Linked DNA regions of Homo sapiens: region 1 is linked to region 2. Evidence: chromatin contacts called from ENCODE Hi-C or POLR2A ChIA-PET data. All regions are on one chromosome and are shown on one strand. Each heading gives the region's core, a stretch centred on a gene start or an enhancer-like site at or near the end of the contact. The rest is flanking DNA. Distances are from core to core; before and after follow the strand shown. Region 1 overlaps MEIS2 (Meis homeobox 2). Region 2 overlaps DPH6-DT (DPH6 divergent transcript).

Evidence for each region. A loop is a pair of places that touch in the nucleus more often than their neighbours do. ChIA-PET counts read pairs that join two places held with the same protein, here RNA polymerase II (POLR2A). Pooled maps may share reads with other maps.
Region 1: a map of endometrial microvascular endothelial cells shows a loop between it and region 2 (5-fold over the local background). The contact joins two enhancer-like sites. A Hi-C loop is called at or near these places in 1 of 168 maps with a recorded cell type or tissue (endometrial microvascular endothelial cells) and 1 of 50 pooled maps. POLR2A ChIA-PET finds 5 or more read pairs at or near these places in 1 of 52 experiments (naive thymus-derived CD4-positive, alpha-beta T cell).

What each region holds. Positions count from the first base shown.
Region 1 is chr15:37,075,407-37,081,978 of GRCh38, forward strand. All of the region lies in intron 7 of MEIS2 (Meis homeobox 2), which reads right to left. Among named protein-coding and RNA genes, the nearest start is that of MEIS2, 22 kb to the right of the region's middle. Within about 2 kb of position 4,538, at least 2 of the 41 ENCODE cell types and tissues checked have a DNase peak (open chromatin) inside an H3K27ac peak, as active enhancers do.
Region 2 is chr15:35,687,815-35,693,681 of GRCh38, forward strand. The region is part of intron 1 of DPH6-DT (DPH6 divergent transcript); the gene reads left to right. Among named protein-coding and RNA genes, the nearest start is that of DPH6-DT, 140 kb to the left of the region's middle. Within about 2 kb of position 3,082, at least 8 of the 41 ENCODE cell types and tissues checked have a DNase peak (open chromatin) inside an H3K27ac peak, as active enhancers do.

The sequences.
Region 1 (6,572 bases), core at 3,288-5,787, 1.4 Mb after region 2:
TAATGAATACAACATAAGTTCAGTAAAACAAAATAATTTTTATCTCTTAAAGATGTAATGGAATTTGATGGAATATATCCATACGTTCCAAAGAGTTCATTTATGTTCAGGCACACATCAGTGAACCAATACACACCAAGTTTTGATCAACTTATACATCTTAAAAAAGGAAAAAAGAAAAATCTGTGGATTTTGTTTATTGCTTCAAAAATGGACATACTAATGCCAGATAATCGAAGAAGTGATAATCTGCACCTTGGAAAAGCAGGGAGAGAGAGAGAGACTAGGAATCAAATAATTACAACGCAGTGTGAAAGATGTTATAATAGAGGTAAAAAGTGCCATGGGAGTGCAGAGAAGGAGCCACGGCCTCATACCTGGGCAGATCAGGAAGGCTCACAGAGAAGATAATATCAGAACAGGATTTTCATCTGTACGAATTTCCAAGGCAGGCAGAAGAGAAGGACACACTCCCTCTAGGTCTCTTTCATTATTTTTTTTTTCGAGACCTTGTGTTCCAGCAAGCTGAGGAAACTTATTGCTGTATAGCAGGGATACTAAAGTGGTTCACTTTCATTTTAATGAGGAACTAGATTTCAGTGAAACCCCGTTGTTGCTTTTTTGCTGGTCCTCAGAAAGATAGTGAATAACTCAAGACTACCGAGGGATAAATTTGGTATATAAAAGTGGTGTATATTATTGTCTGCTGTGACATAAAATATTTTTAAAGGCCAAATTAAAAGCAAATTTCCACATGTGAAAATAAAAAGTGATTCTCCTACTACCCTCCTCCCCAGCAAAAAAGCAATAAGACTTTCAACAAACTCTCTGAGGGTAGAAATCGGAAAGAAAGAAGGGGAAAAAATAACATGGCGTCATCACAGACTATTCTTCTGAAGCAAAGTAAAGACAATGAAGGGAAAAATAGAACACGTGTATTACAATGTATAGCACCATAAGGCTGTGTTTGGTGCTCTGGAGGGCTTCAACAAGTACTGTTCAGCCAAAAATCAATTGAAAAATCAGCATGATAACAGAGCATGAGTTGCCCTATAATAGCCTTAAGACCCCCAAGGCTATGTGAGTCCCTTTCATCTGGCACACAGCACTGACTCTAGGGGACCCTCACTTCCCCTCCCTGAGTCCTGTGCCCATCTGTATTTCTTACCTACTGCTTTACTCTTCCTTAGAAAGCATGGCTGACAAGGAATGATGATGTTTTAAAGTGGTTTTTGAGAATTTTTTCTTTTCTGCTTTATTCTCTTCCTTGACATTTGCACTTAAATTTATCCTATAATATGAGTCATAGACTATTTCCACAATATTAAATGGTCAGCTGTAATCTCTGAGTCACCTAATGAGTTAATAGTCTTATGTTTTGCCTTAACTAAACTGCCCCTTAATAAAATCCCAGTTCAGGCTTATGCAAATGTGACATGTAAGCAATTCACAGCATTGTTATAAATATACATATATATTTCATTCCAAGATTTCATCTCAATATTTCTTCAATCACTTCCTCACAATGTCTGGTTTGTTCAATTTATATTTCTCCTTGGCATTTGGTGCAGACCCCCAAAGATAAGATACATCTGTCCCTTAGTCACAAATCTTGGCATTTTTACCTTAACTCAGTCGTGAAATGATTGGTTGAAAATTACCTTGCTTATTAGCAGGATTTCCTCATAATAAAACATTTTATTTCCAAACTTTCAAATTTGACACGAGATGTACTAACTCAGTAGTGACATATCAAAGCTCAAGGAGGACATATAAATACCCTGATCCGTGTGAGGAAAGGAGAAGCTAATTGGAAGTCAGCTTCCCTGTGATTATCAGCTTGTTTATGAGGAGGGAGGACTCTTCTGAATGGCACTGTAAACTCATCCCTGATTATGGCGTTAAAACCAGAGCTCATTTCTACAAGTTCCCCGAAAGCCCCCTACCCAATCCATTTTGTTTAGTTATAAAAGGGTTGTGCATTGCTTTCAGAGAATGACAGTTTTTCATGCTTTGATTTTCTCCAGTTTCAAGAAAAATTAATCAGTTGCACAAGCCAGTTGTCAGATTTCACTTCCCTCATGGCAGAAAGCACACATATTCATTGTCTGCTATAAGAATAAATTTTAGTAATTTTTCCCCATGTCAATATGAATATTAGACTGACCCAATTAATATGAAATGCTTCTATGGTGCTGGAACAGACAGTGCTACAGAAAGAGCCATTTGCACAACCTGTTCATGATTATGGGCCATAAGGACACAAAGATGGCACACACATTTGTGGACCATCTGAATTCTTATACCGAGAGGGGAGGGGGAAGGGGGCGCGGCATGACGTTAGCTTGACTGTCCTGGGTCATGTTTTTTAATCCAGAGTATTGGACATGTAACACAGCAACAAGAGCTGATCATTTTGTTTAATCACCTTTTGGATCTTTGCCAGATGGTCTCTATTGAGAGCGCTGCAAACAGAGAGAGATGAACTGCATCTAACACGCCACCAGAGCTTTCCCGTAAATGTCTGAGAACTGATTCCAACAAGAATTTAGTCTCAGAGCAGAAAGGGATACATTTAAAAACTATGTGCATTAACTATACTTTTCCCCATAGAATCCTCACTTGGCATGAATAATTTACCCACTCTTATGCTAATGGGATCATGAAAGTATCCCTCTGTCTTTAGTGCAGCTATTCTCAGCTTTCAGTAATTACCCCACCCAGTGAAAATAACATGGCTTCTGCATTGAACGGCTGACTCGTACCTGACAATTAGAAAGATCATGGCTGACAGTGGAAGAGTCTAGAACTGGACAGAGAAACCCTTGTAGCCCAAGGAAGAGCAGAGCCATAGAGTAACACTGGCCGTGAGTGGGAATGCATGCCGGTGAGAAGTGGCAAGAAGGGTAAAAAGAAAAATTCTCCACTGTCAAGCTTTTCTTTCTTTGACTTATTATCGAGATTTTACTTAAATAAAAATATGGTTCTCTTTCAATTACCAGATGTGAAAGACATTCATGACCAAATTAATTTTGAAAAAAAAAAAAAGCAATATCTAAGGAAAAAAACCATAGTTACCATTAAAGCACATCTCCATTAAATATCTATTTCACCAGAGTTTTAAAAAAATCTAAATAATGAAAAATCCTTTGCATTTTGCTTTTTGGAAGGAAAAAAGGATTGCCAGGAAAAAACAACCAAAAAAAAAAAAAAAAAAAAAAAAAAACACCAAAAAAGAAAACTCATTTTCTACCTCTGTCCACAAAACTCCATGTTAGGTAGTTCACTGTGTAAAAATTATCAGGCTAAAACATCTGGGAAAGAAAGCTATGAAACAGCAGGGAACGTGGCTGGTTTATTGTTTATCTTTTGTTTATGAGGCAGTATTCAAGTTTAATTACTACTCTAAATTAAACTCTAACTGGCATCAGGAGACATCCCTTTACATGACTCAGTTAAAAAAAAAATCTAGAAATCCCAAATCTGGGTTTCTCAAGTAAGTTGATACATATAGGAAGAAATTACTCAAAATTAACAGCAATTATAGAAACCTTTTAAGCATTTATGGGCACCATTACATGCTCCTAGAGCATTTATTTATTAGAAGAATTTAATTTTACTTCTAATGGTTACTACTCTAAAAAGTCTTGAGAAAAATCAACAGAAAATCTTTGGATGTTTGCTGATGGTTAAAGAATGGCATTATTTTAAATTTTATTTGGGGGGAGAAAAGAGAAAGAAAATGCAATGTAAATAGTCCATATACAACAGTTTATTCTATGGCAATGTTCAATTATCAATTATAGTCTCACAGAATTTTTTTGACACAATTAGGAGGACAGGAAGGAAAAAAAATGTCATTGTATTTATCATAACAGTAAGTGACCAGTTTTGGATGAACTTAGCTCTAGGAAAAATAAAAGTTAGAAGCAACTAGCAAAAGATTATGCCAGATGGCATCTGTCATATTGTATTTAGGGTTATTTTAAAGAGATTGCCGCCACTATGAAAACATTCCATTGACAGAGTTTTCCTAGACTGAATAAGAAATCCCAGTAGAACATATTCAGGACCCACAGTAAGTGGGTTTGAAGCCCCCTCCTCCTCTTTAAATATATAACTGGAATACTTTGGTGGGAAAAAAATACTATTTTATAACTATAACATGTATTATAAGCTCAAAAGTGCAATACTATCTTAGACATTTGCTTACCTATAAACACTTACATTCACTACTAAGGAGATATTTGTAGGTTTCAACACCATGATTGCTAAACAACTGTATAATACATAAATAAATATCTAGCTATGAGGAATTCTAGCCTCATCGCCTGGAAAATAGATGGGGACATCAACAGAGGGACGTGGTAGGTGGCAGAGTTAGGGAGAACTATGCTGGCTTGTACAGCCCTGTGTCCTGAAAGATTAGAGCAATATAGATTCTAGAATGCTAATGTATTTAGGTTAACTGGGTCTGGCAACAGTATGGTTAACGTGCGTGTGGTGTGCAGTGTGAGCTCAGCAGTTACTGGGCCAACTGTCTCGGTATTTCTGGGAATCCTGCCTATTCACAGTGCAGGGATTGTTCAATTGCTGCAAAATGTACAAAATGAATTTTACAAAAATGAATTGTAAGGAAGGCCCCATTACAACGATTTTACAGCAAAGATGTCAACATCAATTTTTCTTTCATGCATAGCTAATGATTAAAACAGCATATTCCATTTGCCTAAGACAATTTATTTCATATTGGCACATCAAAATATTGAAATACAAAGTTATCTTTACTCTACCCTTTTTATTCATTGCGGCTGAACCCATACCATTGTTCAAACCAGGAAAAATAAAACAAACTTGGCACGAAATACTTAAAACAAAGGCTCATCAATATTCTCCAATTTGTCAACATCTCAATTACAGCACTGGAAAAAATGTAAATTTCATGTGCTCTAAACACTGAGGGGTCTATTCTCTTGCCAATTCACATGCGTAACTCCCATCAGCGTTAATGGGAGCTACACAAACCCATCAATAATAATAATACTTTGTACATATATTGTGTCTTTCATCTAAGGCTCTCAAAGTGCTCTAGGAACAAGGGGCTGCTTCCTAGTCGTTACTCTGGCAAAATACACAGTGAAATACAAAGCAGCTTTTGACTCAGCAGGTACAGAATTAGGGATCTCTAGACTTATTATCAAACCCCATTTTACTGATGGGAAGCCAGACACAAAGAGGGCCAGTTACTTCCCCAGAGCCCCAAGTCTGCACCCTAATTCCATCCTTGAAAAACCAGATTTTCTTCCTCCGTCTAATGTGACTAACAAGACAAACTCCCTTCCTTTGGCTGCTTTTAGCAAGAGAAATCAGTGAATGAAAAGTCTGGTTCATATTTATATAGCTTACTGTTAGACATGTGCTCTTTGAAAGATAGTAAAGTCAGGTTTCACATTTTACCAAGTTTATTTCTTAAGATATTTTAAAAATGTGATATACATTTTTTCTCCTCCTTTTGGTTCATTGCTGAAACACTATGGAGGAAAAGATGAACTTTCACCTGTGTAACTGTAGCTGTTTCACTATCAGGTCATAAAACAAGGTATTTTTAGGTTCCAAAGTAAAGTTTCTATGAATCATTATAGTAAACATAATCACAAAAATTATAAAGCAACATAAATACATGTATTGTTTTATAGCATGTGGCTATTAAAGTTTAATTTAAAATGTGTATGAAAACATTGTATTTAGTACAATTCATCCCTATTTTTTGTGTTTATCATAATTTGTTTTGAAACTGAATCATTTTACAGTTTTCCATATGCCTGTTTTGCTAATAAATTCTGAATGCGAAAACTCTTTGCGAAACTACAAACTTGATTTCCAATGAAACATTATAATATATTTAATACTAAGGACATAAATTTCTCTCCCACGTTTTCCATTATACATCAACCCTAAGATTTAACCTAGGATAAGCATATGCGATTTCAGTCAATATCTCTGTTGACTTTGCCCTGAAGCAGATAATTAATCTTTCCCACTGAAACTACTCTGGACAATTCGGTGGGACAAAATATCAAAATACCTTGAAACCCTGTTTAAAAGACTAATATAGGCATGAGTATGACAACATACACTCAAGTCTGGCCTTCAAATTTTAAAGTCTGCTGTAAAAAGCCAGAATGCTCTTATATATGTGTTTTAATCACTGATGTGGTAAGCCAGGTAGGAAATTTTCTATGCCAAAATAGTCCCCATTTTATAGAAATCATACCTTTTTTTTCTTTCAAACTTCGATACAGTAAAATGACTGACTTCCTAGTACTCATACACATAAGCTACCATGTCCATTCTTTAATCCCGCAGAGACATGATTAAAGGAACAGAATCCTACAGGGATCAAATCCTTCAGCATTGGATAAGTGGGTGCATCTACCCACAGCACAGAAGTTTGTGTGATTGTTTTTACCTATATATCAGTCTCAGAATTCTTCTCTTTCCTAAAAAACAAAACTAACTAACCGAAACGCTAAAACTTTATGCTTTGCTCGTTATTACAAGTAATCCCCACT
Region 2 (5,867 bases), core at 1,832-4,331:
TCTCTATTGAAAATACAAAAATTAGCTGAGCAAGGTGACAGGCACCTGTAATCCCAGCTACCTGGGAGGCTGAGTCAGGAGAATCACTTGAATCCGGGAGGTGGAGGTTGCAGTGAGCCAAGATGATGCCAGTGCACTCCAGCCTGGGCAACAGAGTGACACTCCATCTCAGGAAAGAAAAAAAAGACAAGTGAATGAGGAAAAACCATTTACAGACACAAGAGCTGCATGCTATTGATATCAGTGAGGGAGAAAGTAGGGAGAAGCAATGGGGTGAGAAGAGTAGAGCCCCCAGATAGTCAACAGGTATTCCCTGGAAATGTGGAAGGCCAGTTTCATAGCAGTGACTAAAATGTGGGAGTTTGCTCACTCTAAGAACAGAAAAGTTCAAGGGTTTCATGGTTCTTGTTTAGCTCCCATAAGCTCTCAAAACTGATGCTCCTTTCTAGGACAGGGCCCCTCTACAACAAGGAAAGATTGCTGGAAATAAGATTAAAATTTAACAGAAAAAGAGGACAGTTAAATGGAAGGGGTGAAAAACAGAGCAAAGAAGTTTTAGAAGGCAAGCCACCATACTGATTTTGAATAGTGTTATTGAGGTATAAATAACATACACTATATTATACACATTTAATGTGTAGAATTTGACACATTTTGACATGTGAAACCAAGATCACTCTCAAGAGGGTGAATGTGTCCATCACCCTATAAAGCTTCTTTGTGCCTCTTTGTGAACCCTCTCTCCTGCCCATCTCTGCTCCTTTTCCAGCAATTATTGTCTGCTTTCTGTGACTGCAGATTCATTTGCAGTTTTCTAGAGTTTTATCTAAATTAAGACATCAATTTTGTATGCTTTTTTCCTGACTTTTAAAAAAATTCAGTGTAATTGTTTTAAGATTTGTCTGTTGTTGCATGTGCATATTATCAATTTGCTCTTTTTTAATGATGTGTAATTCCATTGTGCAGAAATGTCACAATTTGTTTATCTATTCACCTGTTGATGGACATTTATGTTGTTCCCAGTTTGGGGCTATTACAAATAGAGCTGCTATGAACATTTGTGTATAAGTCTTTGTATGACTATATGCTTTCATGTCTCTTGAGTAAATATCAAGGAGTAAAATGGCTAGATCATTAGGTAGGTGTATGTTTAAATTTTAAATAAAATGTCAAACTGTTTTCCAAAGTGCTTGTACCATTTTGCATTTCCACCAGCAGTGTATGAGAGTTCCAGTTCCTACACATCTTTAGCAACACTTGGCATAGTCATTTAATTTTAGCCATTCTAATAGGTTGTCGTGGTATCTTATGGCTCCAGTTTGTATTTCTCTAATGACTAATGCTATTGAGCATCCTTTCATATGCTACTTTACCATCAGTACTTTCTTTGGTGAAGTATCTGTTCAGTCCTTTGACATTTTAAATTTGGGTTGCTTGTTTTTTCTTTTCTGTTTCTTTTTTTTTTTTGTTCTTTGAGACAAAGTCTGGCTGTATCGCCCAGACAGCATGGAGTTCAGTGGTGCGATCTTGGATCACTGGAACCTCTGCCTCCCAGGCTCAGGCAACTCAAGCAATTCTCCCACCTCAGCCTCGTGAGTAGTTGGGACCACAGCAACACACCACCACGCCTGGCTAATTGTTGAATATCTATCTATCTATCTATCTATCTATCTATCTATCTATCTATCTATCTATCTATCTATCGAGACAGGGTTTTGCCATGTTGCCCAGGCTGGTCTCAAACTTGTGAGCTCAAGCAATCTGCCTACCTCCGCCTCCCAGATTTCTGGGATTATAGGTGTGAGCCACTGTGCCTAGCCCTTGTTCTTTCTTAGTGTGGAGTTTTAGGAGTTCATTAAAATTCCTGATGCAAGTCTTTTATCATATATTTTTACCATACACAAAAATAATATAAGAGAATGTTCTGTGGAGGTAGAGAAACTATGGAAGTATATTAACATGAGTAACATAAAAGTTAAATTCACATTTTATATGAAGTTGCTGAAAGAAAAAGAAGATTAAGGAGCTGCTAGAACTCTGCCTAATACACCTGACAAACCTCTGTCCTAAAATTATAGGTGTTTGCCATTATTATAAAATCAGAAAATAACTCAAAAGTCCTGTTGCTGAAGCCTGAGTTTCCATCAGTTGATATTTATTTCTTTGCCTTAATAGTATTTATTGAAAGGCATGTACTAGCAAAAGGATGATATATTAACTTACCAACACCTCAATGAACATAATTGTTTGTGATCTTTTGAAATATGATAGAGAACTGAGAGGAACTTCTCAGGGAAATGATCCACTTAATAGATGGTTAAGTAGAGGGAAAATAGAGAGGTCCATTTATCATGTGAAAAAATTTTAGAAAAGATTATCTTTGGATGGGAGTGTTGGACTCTTCATAGTGGGAGTGTTGAAAGCAGCAAAAAATCTAGTTTTCTTCAGGACAGTGAAAGATAGGTCTGAAATGGGAGGAGGTAGGGCAATAATTGCTCATAATTCTACTTGATACAATCATGATTTAACTCTTCAGGTGGAAAAATAAATAAGATAAAACAAATGTTTGGCTCTGAGGTAGGTCAGAAATAGCAAAAACTCTGACTGATAAAATGTTTATGACTCAGGAAAAAAAAAATACAAGGAAGAACGCAGATGGAGAAATGGAAGCCAAAAATGGTATGTAGAGGGTCGGGGGAAGGGATGGCCAGAAAGAGAGGAGGGAAGAAAAAAGCAACACAGATGATTAAAACAATCTTTTAAAGGTTTGCTCCCTCTTTTTGAAAAATTTAAAAATATTTTCAGCAAACAATATTGCATCTCTCCTGGTTCTGTTTTGTTCAGCCTTCCTTTCTGCACTGTTGTCTGCTCTTTGTTTTGTATCCTAGTTTTGCAGGGGGAATTCTGCCTAACCAGACACCAGGGGAACTGCCAGCAATGTCAATCAGCTGTCATAACTAGGGCCAGGGACCAAAAAAGAACAGCATAAGCCAAAGAGGAAGAAAAAAATAAAAAAGAGCCAGAGAGAGTGTGTGGGAGTATGTTGGTTGGTGGAGGAGTACAGGAGGAGCTTGCTGGGCTGGGAAAACACATTTTCCCCATTTCTCCTGAGTCACTTCGGCTATACTTTTTTCAACTCTGTGGGAAATCAAGAGTAAAAGCTTGGCTTATCAGTGATTTCACTGAGCCAGGATTCAGAATGCTGAAGGGACATCCTGTACCAAGCTCTGAAACACTGACCTCAATAGAATCCCCACCCCACAGAAAAATATTTGCCTCTTTGTGTGGTAGCCCTGTAAGATATGTAGACTAGCACAGGGAGTAGGAAATATTTAGAATCAAATACTGACTTTAAATAAAAGAATGGAAAAAGTAGTGGACCTATTTCTTGCCTGAAATGCGGTATGCCAAAGACTTTACCAAGTCCAGTCATTCATTTGTGTTTGGATTAGTCTTGGAAAGGATCATTAGACCTGCATTTCTGCCAAACACAGTTAGGATTTGCTCATGCCAATGCCCAAATACAGACCTTGAGTTCAGTGTTGTGTCTACCGGGTGCCTTGTCTAATCCAGAATGGGCTTGCTTGTCGTGCTATTTCCAGACATAACATACACCACTGGGACAACTGTAATTAACATGTAGAATACTGAATAACCTTCAGCTAGAGCTATTTTGCCTCAACTGTTTGAGGTCACTAGAATAAGACATCTAGTTTCATAACCCTAGCAGAGGTCTGATGCCCTCTGTGACATAACTTTTTAAAAACCAAATGAGTTATATGTTCAAGAGCACCAGATTGCGTAAGTAGAAAGTGTTCAGGTTTGTTCTGTTTATGTATAATTGTTCCAGATACTGGCTCCAATTTGATTCATCCATTATGATTTTGTGATGTGATATTAACCTAGATTTCAGAATGCCAATGTTTGATGAAGAATAAAAACTATTATACATGAATTCATAATTATATCATTTTAATAGCTGATATACTAAAGATGATTCAATTCAGCTAAATAAGAAATTGGACTACATGATCCTTTTATTACTGCTCATAGACATTGGAACTACAATACATATTCTTTGGGTAATCAATGCATTAGAATCAATTATACATTAACACTTATGAGGTAAGAGGGTCTTGAGGCCCTTACAAACATGAATGCTATTTCTGATGCCCAATTTGTCTTTAAAGACTTTGACTTAAGTGAAATATAGATAATAAATTCAATAGCCATATGCCTATCTGTACATCATTATTGAAGAACACTCATTTCAACAGAGGTTGGCAGTTACACTCCTTAATGTGTCTCCAGAGCCACATCCTTCACATACTTTATCTGAAATATTTTTATCTATTTCTGGACAAAACCGCTTTTGATCCAAATAAAATCTTTTTTTAATTTGTGGCCTCTCATGGGAAAATTCATGTCTATTTGTGATTATTAGGTTTAGGGCAAGGTTTTTTTTTTAAAACAGCTGCTTTCAGAGAATTCAAAATCAAGCTAGAACAGATCACAAGGCAAGATGTTTCTCTTAATATACAGTTCATTTTGAACAAAGTTGCAGTCAATATATGCACCATAACAGGAAATTGTGTGCATGCAATAATATTTTTACAGTGAGTAACATCTTGTCATTTGTCAACACATTTGTCTTTTATATCCCCCTGCAGCTAAATTTGGTGGAAAAAGCCTATATAAAAAGACATCTATGTATTCCTGTATTTCTAGTGCTCATCTCTGAAAGGCCAAAGCACTTGACAAGCTGGCTATTTTAACACAAAATGATACAAAGGGATAAGGAGCACATACAAAGGGAGAATATCAGCTTTTTTGTTACACTCCAGGCTTCTCTGAAACTGTAAATTTGTCAGCAGACCAGGTCAAGGGTCAATATGAAAAAGCGTAGCCTGCAGAGTTACAGTGATGTCCAAGATTCATCACTTTACTCCAACTTTTGAATTGTATGTCTTAAGGTGAATATATTTTTTAATAAATCATATTCACTTTCTTTGCAAGAATTCAATGCATGTTTGATATTCAGAACCCAATTCTGTTACTTGGTGTGCTGAATTCACAAAGTAGACACACAAAAAAGGGTAGGGAGTGGTGGTCAGGAAAAATTATCATAGAAAATATATGGAAGCAGGAAAGTAGAGAAATTCCTTATTGATTGAGTGATAGATCCTTACTCTGTAGTAAGGTCACACAGAAGTAACAGATAAAATTAACTGAACCCATAACTTAAATTTGGATAAAAATATTTGGATAAAAAAGGAAAAAACATAACTGTTTAAGATTTGAATTATTTTTAGCACTCACCAATTAAAGCACATAGACACATATATTTGTGCCTGTGTGAACACATACACACACACCCCATTAACTTTTATATGCCTAAAGTTATAAAAATTCTGTGCCTTAATAATTTTGCCATATTTCTCCAAGGTTGAATTTTTTACCTCTCTTGTCATTCCATAAAATATCTGGAAAATTTTCCACAAGCCTTCCCGGAGACCAGATAAAAATGCCCTTTTGCTGTTCCCTATCACCTTCCCATTTCCTGTGCACACCTACTTCTTGGACAGCTGCATTTAATGTTAGGTTCATGTCCTGACTCAAAGAACTATGACTTACAAAGAGAGGAAAGTTTTGAAGTGAGAGCTTTTATCTGCGCTCTTAGACAAGAAAAGTCTTTTTCTTTGGAGTGTTGAGTAAGATGCTGGCAGGTCAGCCTCCAACTGCAGAATGGGAGAATATGATTCACTCTTAAATTTCTTTGCATGTTTTTGGAGTGAACATTTAAAGTACATTCTTTTCAGAAATGCATTCCCTCCATATGAACAGAAATTAGGAAGAAAAACAATGTT